Regions from separate parts of the Homo sapiens genome. Here region 1 is linked to region 2. A link is a contact called in ENCODE Hi-C or POLR2A ChIA-PET data. All regions are on one chromosome and are shown on one strand. Each heading gives the region's core, a stretch centred on a gene start or an enhancer-like site at or near the end of the contact. The rest is flanking DNA. Distances are from core to core; before and after follow the strand shown. Region 1 has its middle 58 kb from the start of TNFSF8. Region 2 has its middle 38 kb from the start of TEX48.

Evidence for each region. A loop is a pair of places that touch in the nucleus more often than their neighbours do. ChIA-PET counts read pairs that join two places held with the same protein, here RNA polymerase II (POLR2A). Pooled maps may share reads with other maps.
Region 1: a pooled map shows a loop between it and region 2 (6-fold over the local background). The contact joins two enhancer-like sites. A Hi-C loop is called at or near these places in 8 of 50 pooled maps. POLR2A ChIA-PET finds 5 or more read pairs at or near these places in 5 of 52 experiments (A673, activated CD4-positive, alpha-beta T cell, activated CD4-positive, alpha-beta memory T cell and 2 more).

What each region holds. Positions count from the first base shown.
Region 1 is chr9:114,985,047-114,991,228 of GRCh38, forward strand. No RefSeq gene overlaps it. Among named protein-coding and RNA genes, the nearest start is that of TNFSF8, 58 kb to the left of the region's middle. Within about 2 kb of position 4,890, at least 2 of the 41 ENCODE cell types and tissues checked have a DNase peak (open chromatin) inside an H3K27ac peak, as active enhancers do.
Region 2 is chr9:114,716,871-114,723,013 of GRCh38, forward strand. No RefSeq gene overlaps it. Among named protein-coding and RNA genes, the nearest start is that of TEX48, 38 kb to the left of the region's middle. RefSeq lists enhancers at 1,467-2,666, 2,034-2,153. Within about 2 kb of position 2,106, at least 3 of the 41 ENCODE cell types and tissues checked have a DNase peak (open chromatin) inside an H3K27ac peak, as active enhancers do.

The DNA of each region.
Region 1 (6,182 bases), core at 3,640-6,139, 270 kb after region 2:
TCCTCCTGCCCACGGAGTGTGAGCATGTGTGGAAGAGGGTTAGGACCACAAGCTTCATAAGCACAGGAAGAAGAAAAGCACAGAAACACACCCACGCAAATACACACATACATACATATATAAACATAGATATATACACACATACACATAAGGTGGAATTATGGGTGATTTCATTTTTATATTTTTCCATATTTAAAATTTTTTCTTAATGAACACGTCTTCCTGTTAATAATTACTCTTCTAATCTTAGATGAAATAATATGTTAATATAATCCTATCTTGGAATATATCGGGAGGTCCAGTATATTGGCTTTGAGGAAGTGCCAAAGAGGTGGAAGGCTGAGTCCTTGGGATCTTCCTTTTTTCTACACGGCTCGGGAGACTGGTAGCAAACTCCGCTACAGAGTTGGGAGTGTATCATTTGTACCAAGTGTTAATTTGAAGTGTGAAAGGAAAAGATTATAATTACCTGTCCTTTTAAACTTATGTTTTCTTTAATAATCTCATGGTTACTAAGAAATACACTCAGCAGTGAGATGGGATGGATAAGCTAAGGTGTATATGACAGGAAACGATGTCCAGGCAGCAAAATTAGTCGTGCAGTTGTATGCTCACAGGCATCGATGGATGTCTAAGCTGAGTAAGTCCTTGATACAATAGGTCAGTTTAGTGATGAACCCTCTGGGTTTCACCTTGACACTACCACATGCTAATTTTGTGACCATGAGCAAAATGCATCACCTTTTGACTGCAGTTTCTTCACCTGCAAAGGTAAGAGACTTGTACCTGCTCAGTGAACCCCATGAGTTTGTTACAAAGACCAAAAGAGATGATCCATATATACATGCTTAGGAAGTAGTTCAAATGCATGGCTTTATGGGAATACCTCTCAATTTTTCAAGCACCTCTCTGATATTAACATAGATTATGATAAACAGCCCACATCCAATTTAAATGCTGGGGCTGTTAAGCTCTATGGAGTGCTTGAGGCAGAGGTGTAGGTATTTGGGGATCTCCACCTTATCTTGGGGCACCCTGCCCTGGCATGGCACCAGAGACCTGGCTACAGGCCCCTAGCTTACAGCCTGGTTCCCCCAGGGCTGAGTGCAATACCTAGGAGGAATGTTTAGGAATGCCTGCCACAGCTGCCCACCATCTCTTATTAACATTTCATGCCTAGCGTGTAAAACTCAAATTGAATTTTCCAGGGTGGAGTCAAGGAATTAAAGGAATGAGGAGCAGCAGATAGACAGATAAGCACATCTCATGCTTCCATCCATTATTTATTTATTGGGTGCACACCATTTTCTAGTAAATATTATCTCGTTTACTAGATGTTATCTCATTTACTAATACTCAGAGAAACACAAGTGAAGGTCTATGTGATTGTAGCCATTTACAAGCTCCATGAATGTGACCTAGGTCACAGAGCTCATCAATAGCAGAGCAAGAATTCACACCCAACTGTGTAAATTCCATACTGCCTTACCCTATCTATCTGACATTTGGGATTTGTATATTCGCCACAGTGGAGTAGCACAACATTAAGTAGTAGATTTTCTACTCTATTCTTTATATCAACTACAGGTGGCCAGAGGGCAGAGGACAAAGGAGGCAAAAAGAAATGGGAATGTTAATATTTAGTGGTCTTATTCGTTCCCCCCAAGCAGAGTAAATTTATGCTTGACTATGCAAAGTGCTTAACTATGCAAAACATCATGGAAGTGAGTGACATTAATATCAATTACTTCCCAGGGATTAATGCTTTCTGTTGGTTTTCTCTGCAACTATCCACATTTTGTTTCCCCACAATGTCATAAAACAGTGTTAACTTAAGAATGCATGCATACCATTTCACAAAAGTAAGCAAACATTACCTGTACTCCTTATATAAGTTGGTCCCTCTCTGGGTATACCCCCTTGCTTTGTGTACCCCTGCCTGGTCTCCCGAAGTGACAGCTCTAATGCAATAATACATGATTCTGTCTTGGGCTCCTTTTGCCCCACTGCAAGCATCACCTACATTTATGTAACTCGAGGAGCCCACAGAAGTGTTTTTTTTCTAGGTGATGTCTTTTTTTTTATATGTATATATCTAAATAGAAGAATGGCTAACTTAAATTTTAAATTTATCTCAACAGATAACCTGTTTGATGTCTTGACAGGCACCCTACTATGAATATATTATATGTCATCATGGGGAAAAAAAAAAAGGTTGGGGTTTGAAGCCAGAGCAACTTGGACTTTGAAGTCTGGGTTGTAGTCATCACTTGTGACCAGGCCATTGTTCTCTCAGACAAGGATGTGTCTCTCCTTGCCTCCTGTTTCACCTTCACTTACCTAACCTCCACACTGCAGCCAGAGTGATTTGTCTAAATCATCCCTCTGTGTAACAGGCTTTAAAGTATTCCCCTTTTGTATATTCCAAGTTTTCTGGATTTGTCACCGGTGAGCAGTGACTATCTGGGCTGGTGGCATGGGGGTAAAAGAATTTACCAAGACAGCTGTAGATGAAGAAAGGCAGATTTATTAAAGAAAATATGAAAATAAGTTGCGAGTTTGCAACAGGCAGCTGGTAAGAGAGGAGCCGACTGCAAGAAAACAAAGGCTTGCTGGGGATTTTATAAAATGGTGTTCATGCTGTATGCTGAGGAGGGCTTTGTGCAGTGCTGATAACGCCAAGGTTGCAGTGAGCTAACTTGCAGGTGTCTGGTGATAAGTTAGGTGCAGGAGGGCTATATGTGCTGGACCATGGAGAGAGGTGGACTTATAGCTGATCTGCTTTCTTCTTTTTTCTTTCCCCTGGTCCCACCAGCCTGACTTCCTTTCCCTAATTAGGACTCCACAGTATTGACCATGCATTTCTTTTACATTTATAAAAAGGCTAAGCATGAGAATGGATAAGTAAAATGTGAGGGTACACCTTACAGCAGTTAAGATGAATGAAGTATGTCTTTATATGCAGTAGTGAAGGTACATCTCCAAATCATTGCAAGGACTGAGAAGAGCATGTTGCAGGTGGGTTACTAATATTCAATATATGTTCAGTTTTGGGCATACAAAAGAGTAAAATAAGACTCCAGGTTTAAAAGGTCCAGTAGATAGTATTCCCTTTACTTGCCAGAGTTCAAAACCATCTCACTCCGGGGTCCTCTGGTCTAACTCTCTGTGTACTCTCTTAAAGGGCCCTTAATGTGGATTGAGGTGAAAAAAGGGCATCCCCTCCTATGATGGGATGAGGATGAGGAAAAGCAGAGCACCCCAGAAAATTCTTTCTTTTAAAAGAGAAAGCCAGGCTGGATGTGCTGGCTCACGCCTGTAATCCCGGCACTTTGGGAAGCTGAGGCGGGTGGGTCACTTGAGGTCAGGAGTTCAAGACCAGCCTGGCCAACATGGCAAAACCCTGTCTCTACTAAAAATACAAAAATTAGCCGGTACAGGTGGTGCAGGCACCTGTAGTCCCAGCTCCTCCGAGTCTGAGGCAAGGGAATCACTTGAACCCGGGAGGTGGAGGTTGCAGTGAGCCGAGATCACGCCACTGCACTCCAGACTGGGCAACAGAGGGAGACTCCGTCTCAAATAAATAAATAAATAAAGCCAAACATACATAGGCACGATGGTAGACTTAGTTGTCATCCATTTTGCCATGTGCTTGTCACTGTGTCTCAGGTCTCTTGTCTCTTTATTCTCTGGAAGAATTAATTGTAAGCCATTTCATAAAGCTTTTAGATGGGTGATGGGGTTATGTTGACCACTCATCCTCATGTCTACCACAGGATTTCTGTGCTTCAGAATATCCAGTATTTGATAGGTACTGCTTTGTAAGTGGTCTTTAGGGTTTTTTTTGGCACAAACTCCCAGGTGGTAGGAGATGTGAACATGGTTTTACACTTCATTAAGCCCCCAGGTAGGCAATGATCAGGCCCCACTATCATTCATCCAGAGCATGGGTCTCTGGTGCTTAGCCCTGCACTGGGCACTAAGACATTCACAAAGCCAGGCTTCCGGCTTTGGGGTTTTCATCAATGGTTTAAATTACCTTCCTAGTCAGCTCTCTGCAACTGTCCCTTATGAAAAAGCTAAGCCTCAGTCACAGGGTGACTCACCAGGATTACACCACGTATTTCCCCACTTTGAGGCCTTTGCTACCTATGTCCCTCTGCTTGTGGTGACCTTTCTTCCACCAATGAACACATACTCACCCCGAAGGCCAGAACGCCTTTGCTGATTCCCATTGCACCTCTCCCATCTTGACCATCAAATCCTTCCTCTGTGCACTGCTAACCCTTCTCCAAGGTTGCCAGGTATTGGATGTTGCTGGGCGCATGTCTGACTCTCCCAGTAGACTGGGAGTTCAGTGAGGGCAGAGGCCTTGGCTTTTTTCATTTACGTATTTTCTGAGATGCAGTGACTATCACATGCTGGAAGGGATGACACTTGAGTCCGCCATTGTGCCATGAGCATACTTGGCTCTTGGTACCTATAATTGCCGTTCCCCTGCTCCTTCTTGGGGTCCTCTCTTATCAAAGAGAGCTCAATTCATTTCTGGATCCTAGAGGGTTCTCAGGAAGAGTGACTATGTAGATGTGGTGGAAAGAGAACCAGCTAAAGAGGCCTGGGTTTGCCTCTCTCCTCTCTCAGCTTCCTGGGCATGAGCAAGCCACTTTTCCCTCTCTGGGCCTCAGTCTCTGCCTCTCAGTGGGGACTGCCACTCCCAGCTCTGAACATGTAAGAATCAGTTGCTGTTTACTGTGCTTCTTTCAAGTCAACCTCCCCTGTCTTTCTGTCTCTGTCTCTCTCTTTCCCCTCTGTCCTTCCTCTTAGGTGCATCATAAACCAAGAGTTTACAGTAAAAGCACAGGAAGAGCTGAGTGATGTGTTCTCTTCAGGAAAGTACCTGGTCCCCCAGGGAGCTGGGGGCGCCTCCAGAGCCCCTGCCTCCCGAGCTGTGGCTCCTGAGGACTTTCAGTGTAGACCTGGCAACCCAACCTTAGCCTTTGATGTGGCTCTGACAGTGCTCAATGCACAAGCAGCTCAAATTCAGAACCGTGGAAAGGCTTGTTGCTTTCTGTCACTGACCCTGGAGACTGATCAGAGGTTAGGGTGATGGGGGGACAGCCTGGGGGTCTCTCAGGGGAGTGGCACAGAGCATGAATCTTGATAATCACACACACATGATCCCCAGACTTCAGGTAGGACCAGCTTCTTCTTTCACTCAATCTCTCCTAAAGAGGAAACCAGACCTGCCCTTGTAATCTTTGTGCATCCTGAGAAGCCATGCGATGCCCAGAGGAAGTCCCTGAAGGGCCATCATATTGAACAATCAGCCCTTGAATCTTCAAGGGTGTCTGTGTTCTTATAAAAAACTGAGAAATCCTAAATTTGTTTGTTCACATCTTGTTTTTCTTGGTAGAAATGATGGAGGATTCTGAAGATGTGGTTTCAACTCATGGCTTTCATTCATTCATTCATTCATTTTCTTGGCAAACATTGGAGGACCTATGTTATGCAAGGCACTGTGCTGGGCATCAGGAATACAAAGGCTTTATATAGGTAGGTTGGTAGATAGACAGGGATAGATAGATAGATCAGTGGAGACGGAGATATGGATCTAGTTTTAGATCTATATCTATATCTTGCAAGGCTTAGAGTCTGGTAGTAGATGCAGGCATCATACAAATAGTGACACAAATAACTGTGGTAACTTGCCAGAGGGAAAATGATGGTGAGCCATGAACCTATAAAATGAAGGAATCCTGATTTATCCTGGGAATTAGGCAAGGTTTCCTGCATAGGGCCATTTGAGCTGAGTATCAATGGAAGGAGACCCCCAAACCTCCTGCTACCAACACTCATCAAACTAATTGTAATGTGGGTCCTGGAATTAGGCTGCTTGAGTTTCAGTGTCTCTACTAAAAAGTAAATAATTTTACAAAGTCATTGAGGACTTAGTCTCCCTCCTTTTACAAAGTCATCCAACCCCAACCCTAGAGTATATCCTTCAGCCTCAGGTCATAAGATGGGTGCTGCTCCTCCAGCCATCACAATTATTTTCCGGTGCAAAGAAGGGCAGGACCAAAAGCCAGAGGGGACATTTCGTTTCAGAGAAGTTAACCATGACCTCTACTCATTGAATATTACCTACAACTCACCGGGCAGAACTGGATCTTACAACTACTTCT
Region 2 (6,143 bases), core at 856-3,355:
GTTTTGTTTTCTGAAACAGGGTCTTGCTCTGTTGCCCAGGCTGAGTGCAGTGGCATGATCATGGCTCACTGTAGCCTTGACCTTCTGGGTTCAAGCAATCCTTCCTCCTTGGCTTCCTGTGTGGCTTGGACTATAGACATGTGCTCATCACACCTAGCCCCTTCTGTACTTTTGATTGGAACACTGTCCTACTTCCTAAATGCTCCCCAGGTGAACTCCTCTTCCTCTTTCAGTTTATCTCAGATAGCACCTCCTCCGTGGAGCCCCCCCACCCACCCAGGCTTCTCCCACCCTACCCGACTCTAGTCCCAACTAGAGGTCCTCCTCTTGGCTCCTCCTACTCTTTATGCTGTCCCAGCCTCAGCCCTCCCCTCTCCATTGTTCTTGTTGCTGGGAACCCTTTTATGGCCCGGCAGGGGTGTTGTGGGCTCCAGTCAAACTCTGCAGGATGGATGACAATCTGACTCAGTGGGTGAGACTCACAGACTCACATCATGGAAACAGCCTTTCCCTAATTAAACATGGAAAGAAATGGAAGTCAGCCTTTGCTTTGATGACCAAAACTTTTTCAAGAAGGTAGTGGCTCTCATAATTACATCTAGAGTTAAACACTACACAAGTTTGTATTTAGGAGTGAGGTGGACTTGGGTGGGTGAGGCATGCAGCCCCCTCTCTCTTCTCTTACAGCTCAGAGTGACAGGAGGTGTCTTCTTCTCTTGCTCCTGGGCTGCCTGAGACAGGCTCACTCACTCCCAAGGGAGGATTTAGAGTCTCTAAACTTAGCATTACCTCCCCTCCCTTCTTTTAGCCTTGAATGGGCTTGTTTGAAAGACCATCTGGCTCTTTTTTTGAGCCCCTGGGACATTTGCCCTTGGAAGAGAGCTTGGTTGTATCCTGGGGATATTTGAGAACAGCACTACTCCTACATTGTGTACCAGCGAAATAGAGACACAGATAGGGGAAGCGCTTAAAGTTCCTCCAGTGCTGGCAGAGGCTCTTGCTACCAATAGGTGCTGTTCTGGCAGTGTGTGTTCTAGGGCAGGTGTGCTTCCTGGGCTACCATTTTCCCATCTTCATCCTACCTCTGCCCTCCTGCTGTGGACTGAGTTGTGTCCCTCCCCAATTCAAAAGTTGTAACCCTAACCCCCAAGGTGACTGTATTTGGAGACAAGCCCTTTACAGAAGTAATTAAGGCTAAATGACGTCATAAGGGCAGAGCCCTGATCCAAAAGGATTTTAGGGTGCTTAAGAGATACTAGAGAGCTTTCTCTCTCTCTCTCTCTCTTTCCTCTCTCTCTTCTCTCTCTCTCTCTTTATCTCCTCTTCTCTCTCTCTTCTTTCTCTCTTCTCTCTCTCTCCTCGCACCATATGAAGACACAGCAAGAAGGTGGCCATCTGCAAGCCAGGAAGGGAGCCCTCATCAGGACCCGACCATGCTGAAACCCTGGCCTCAGACTTCTAGTTTGCAGAGCTGTGAGAAAATAAATGTCTGTTGTTTAGGTCACCCAGCCCATGGTATTTTGTTATGACAGCCTGAGCTGAAAAATACATCTCTCAATCCTGATAGACCTGCTCTTCCCCTTATCTCAGACTGCTTTACCTGTCTAATCCTCTGTCTCCTTTTTCTCCCTAAAATCCTAGATGTTGGCATTCTTCAAGGTTTTGCCCCTTACACCATGCCCTTCCTTCTCCCCTTTCCTGTTCCCACTCTTCCCTCTTTCTTCTCTTTTCTATACTCTGGCTTTCACATCTTCAGTTCTAGCCTCACTGTAGGTAATATCTTCATTACTTCTCTCCTGACTCCTATCTGGCATTTCCAGCCACCTCCTGAAGTTTTCTACCTGGGTTTCCTTTCATCAAAGATGGTGTCCTCTCCACTCTCCCCAACCAGAAAATTCATGGCCCTCCTGACTTCCTTGTTTACATCCTTGACACCCCACTCCCCCTGCCTTCTAATAAATTTCCAAGTCATCTTTGGTCTGCCATGCCTCCTTTCTGGACCAGGGAAGAGGGGGTGTGAGTTGCAGCCTTAGGGAGTGGTTAGCAAACCTGGTCGCATAGTCAAAAAGCACCTGCAGGAGTGGCCTCTGTGAGTCATGAAACCACAGGGGCCCCACCTCTTGTGTTTTTCTTGGAATCGGGTGTGTGGGTGTGAGCGCCCTCTCACGAAGACCTCTGCAGGGTTGCATCCTCAAAGGAGGGCAACAGCTGACCTGTGCAGAGCGCTTTGCAGTTTACAAAGCACTTTCACATACCTTGACTCATTTCCACCCTACGACAACTCCATGAGGCGGGATTATTGTTCCGCATCAAGAGCTGAAGGGACTGAGAGTGACTTGCCCAAGGTCAGCGCTAGAAGGTGGCCAAACTGGGACTCAAATCTGGTTATCCTGCTCACAGACAGAGGAATTCCCTGGGCACCTCTCACTGCTAGGCCCTTGACATTGGCTCTCTCAATACGTGAGGAAAGTTGAGGCTCAGCTAAGTGGGATGATTTGCTTAGGATCTCCAGTGGGTGAGTGCTGCCCTGAGGCTCTGAACCCATGTGGATCTGACTCCAAAGCCAGTGTATGCATGACTTCACTAGGTGCATGGCCTCCCAAATCCCAGGGCTTCCCATTAACCCAGAGGGACTTCCTGATGGGTATTGAGCCGTGGCTTGTCATCTTGTTGAAGTGGCTTCCAGCCTGGAGAGTCATCATCTCCGTCATCACCCTCATGTTTGGCACTATTTATTGAGTGCTTACCATATGCCAAGCACTGTGTCTGATGCATTATATACTTGATCCCTGCGTTGATGCATATAATGATGCAAATTCATCTGCTGAAGTCCTACTGTCCAGTATTTCAGAATGTGACTATATTTGGAGATAGAGTCTTTAGAGAGGTAATCAAGTTAAAGTCACCACGATGGGTCCTAATCCAATGTGACTAGGGTCCTTAAAAGGAAATCTGGACACAGACACATACTGAGGGGAGACCATGTGCAGACATGAAGAGAAGGTGATCATCTATAAGCCAAGGAGAGAGGCCATGGAAGAAACCAACTCTACTGATACCTTGATCTGGAACTTCTAGCCTCCAGAACTGTGGGGAAATGCATTTCTGTTTAAGCCACTCAGTCTGTGGTACTTTTTTATGGCAGCCCTAGCAAATGATATATCTGATCTCATTAGGTTCTCACAGCCATTATGGTAATGGGCTTCTGATCCCTAGGGGAGCCCAAGGCAGGAGAGAGAGAGGAATGGGCCCCATGAGGTTGTCTGAGAATGACCTGCTGACAATCAGACTGGTGCCCACAAAGTGGCAATTACCCTGGTGAGGCTGCCAGGGTTCGGGTTGTTGCCATGGTAAGGGCTGGCGGCCCCCAGCTCTGTGAGTTCAGAACCAGCCCACTGAGAATGAGAGCAACACAGCTGCACTTGACTGGGTCCTGCCTCTGTGCCAAGCACATGCTCAGTGATGTCAAAGAGTCTGTGGGTGGGAGCTGTCATCACCTTACTGTATGGATGGGGACATGGCGGTTCAGGGAGCTTCCCTGACTTGCCCAGGGCAACACAGCTTACAGGGACTAGAGGTAGAACATGAACCCAGTTCTGTCTGGCTCCAGGACTTGGCATCACACCAAGCAACTCAGAGACATGGCATCTATATTTATAAACCTGATGCCAAGGGATCCATTTCCAGTGAGGAATGTACCCCCATGTGATCTGGAATGCTCCAGGGCTTTGGGAGGATGTTTTGCTCCCTGTAGCCAACTTGTCACAGGGTTGCTTGGTGACCCTGGAATTGGAGTGATGAGAGTGAGTTTCCTTCTTTCAAGGCACAGTGGTCAGGAGGACACACCTGGTGGAGCCAGCCTGCGTCTCAGCTCTGACACTTGCCGGCCATGTGAACAGGGACAAGCTGCTTAATCTCATTGTTCCTCTGTTTCCTCATCCAGGAAACACAGAAGATGCAAATGGCAGAGTCCCTCCTAAGGCCATTTAGGAGGACGAGGGCATCAGGTTCCCATGCCAGGCTGGGCGAGGAGGCCACTCACGTCCGTGGAGGGGCTCACTGTACCAAGAGGTCAGGAGATGGAGACACTTCTGGGCAATCTTGGCTCAGCAACATCTCCTTGTCCTTCCCTTTCCCGGACACCAGATCTAGTCTAGTTGGTTTATTATCTTTTCTAACAGAATCTAATCCAATGACTTTTGATTGTCCCCCATGGGGTTTTGGAAACCAGGCTCTACACTCGCGCATTCTCCTGGTCCACTTAGATGGCTCATCTCTTCCTTTTGTGGGTGGATTTTGGTAACTAGAAGATTCTCTCCTTGTTCTTTCCCCTCCTCCTCCCATTAGAATGTAAGTTTGCTGAGGGCAGGAGTGTGACCCTCTTGTTAACGATTGAATCTGCAGCGAGTGTCTGCTTGGATTAGCTTGAGGTCATGATGCAAATGAAAAGGGTTGGACTGGAATCCAGATCTCAGGGCTCCCAAGAAGATCTTCTCGGTCCCCCATCCCTCCCTTCCTTCATACACCGCGCCAGATGCCCGGTTTCCAGCAGGGAAAAGACAGACACTCACCCTCTGCCTTGATGGGTTTCTTTCCTCCCATGCCAGTGCCTCCTTGGAAGCCTCCTGTTAATCACCCCAGTGTGCTCAGTTCTTTTCAGCCTCCAGGTTTTTGTCCTGCTGTTTCCTCCCCTGGAGCCGCCTTCTCCCTGCTCTGTGTGCTGGCTCCTCCTGGGGAGCCTGTCCACACCTGCCTCCCTGCGATGGCTGTTGTTCTGTTTCCCCTGCTCACTGCCCTGTCAGTCACAATCTGCTCACACAGGTTTGCTTGCTTGTTATCCACGCCCCCACTAAGCTTAAAGCCTCGCAAGGGCAGCAACTCTGTAGTCGTATTTACAGCGATGTCTACATGGACTCTGAGCTTGAAAACCACCTGGTGATTGAAAGAATGAAGGACTCTGCTTTCTAGTAGGTGAATGACTCTTTGTCAAAGGATTACACAAAAAACAAACAATGATGCAGTGAGGTAACTGCTGTGAAGGGAGTTTACAGTGTGCACGAGGGCACAACACACTGGGGCTGACCTCTGCTGGGTCTTGCATGGAGGCACACACAACCCTGTGGGGTAGGAGCTGGCGTTGCTTCCTCAGAGAAGCATCCCTGATACCCCAGATGAGTGCAGGCCTCCCTGTCATGTGGCTTGACAGCTCCCTGTACTTTCCCTACAGCACTTATTGCAACGATACACATTTATACAATTAGTTTTATTTTCATTGTGCTGAAACGTGCATAAAATTTGCTATTTGTGACGTTCGGTACATTCACAGTGTTGCTCAACCATCACTGCTATCTAGTTCCAGAAATTTTCATCATCTCAAAAGGAAACCCCATACACTTTAAACGGTCACTCCCCATCCTCCATACCCCGGGAAACACTCATCTTTCTGTCTCTATGATTTGCCTATTCTAGATATTTCTTATAAATAAGATGTAATTAGTTAAAAATGTTTTCCCCCCACAGCCATAAAAAAGAATGAAATCACATCTTCTGCAGCAACATGGATGGAGCTGGAGGCCATTATCCTAAGTGAAATGACTCAGAAACAGAAAATCAAATACCGTGTGTTCTCACTTATAAGTGGGAGCTAAACAATGGTTACTCATGGACATAAAGAGGGAAATAATAGACACTGGTGACTCCAAAATCCAGAAGGGTGGGAGGAGGGTGAGGGTTGAAAAATTACCTATTAGATGCAATGTTTACTATTCGGGTGATGGGTTCACCAGAAGCCCAACCTCACCATTACACAATATATCCATGTAACCTGTACATGTGCCCCCTGAAACTATAAAAAACAAAAACCAGTGGAGGAAAATATTTTCTTCCTCTCTTTTCGTCTCCCTCAGGGTAAGAATTGTAGGATTTGTGTCTGTCTGGCTTACTTTCGCCCAGTCCTGGCACAGAGGCTGGCATGTGCTCTATGCCCCCCAAACAGTGGTGGCATGATGGAAGAACATTTTCTCACTGCACGTCTGCAAGCTCACTGGATGAAAACGGTGTGACTTATAGGATACAGGAGTCAGCGTGCTTGGGTACAGTTCCTCCAAATGCCTCTTGCTAGATCAAGTATTACCTTAGTCTTG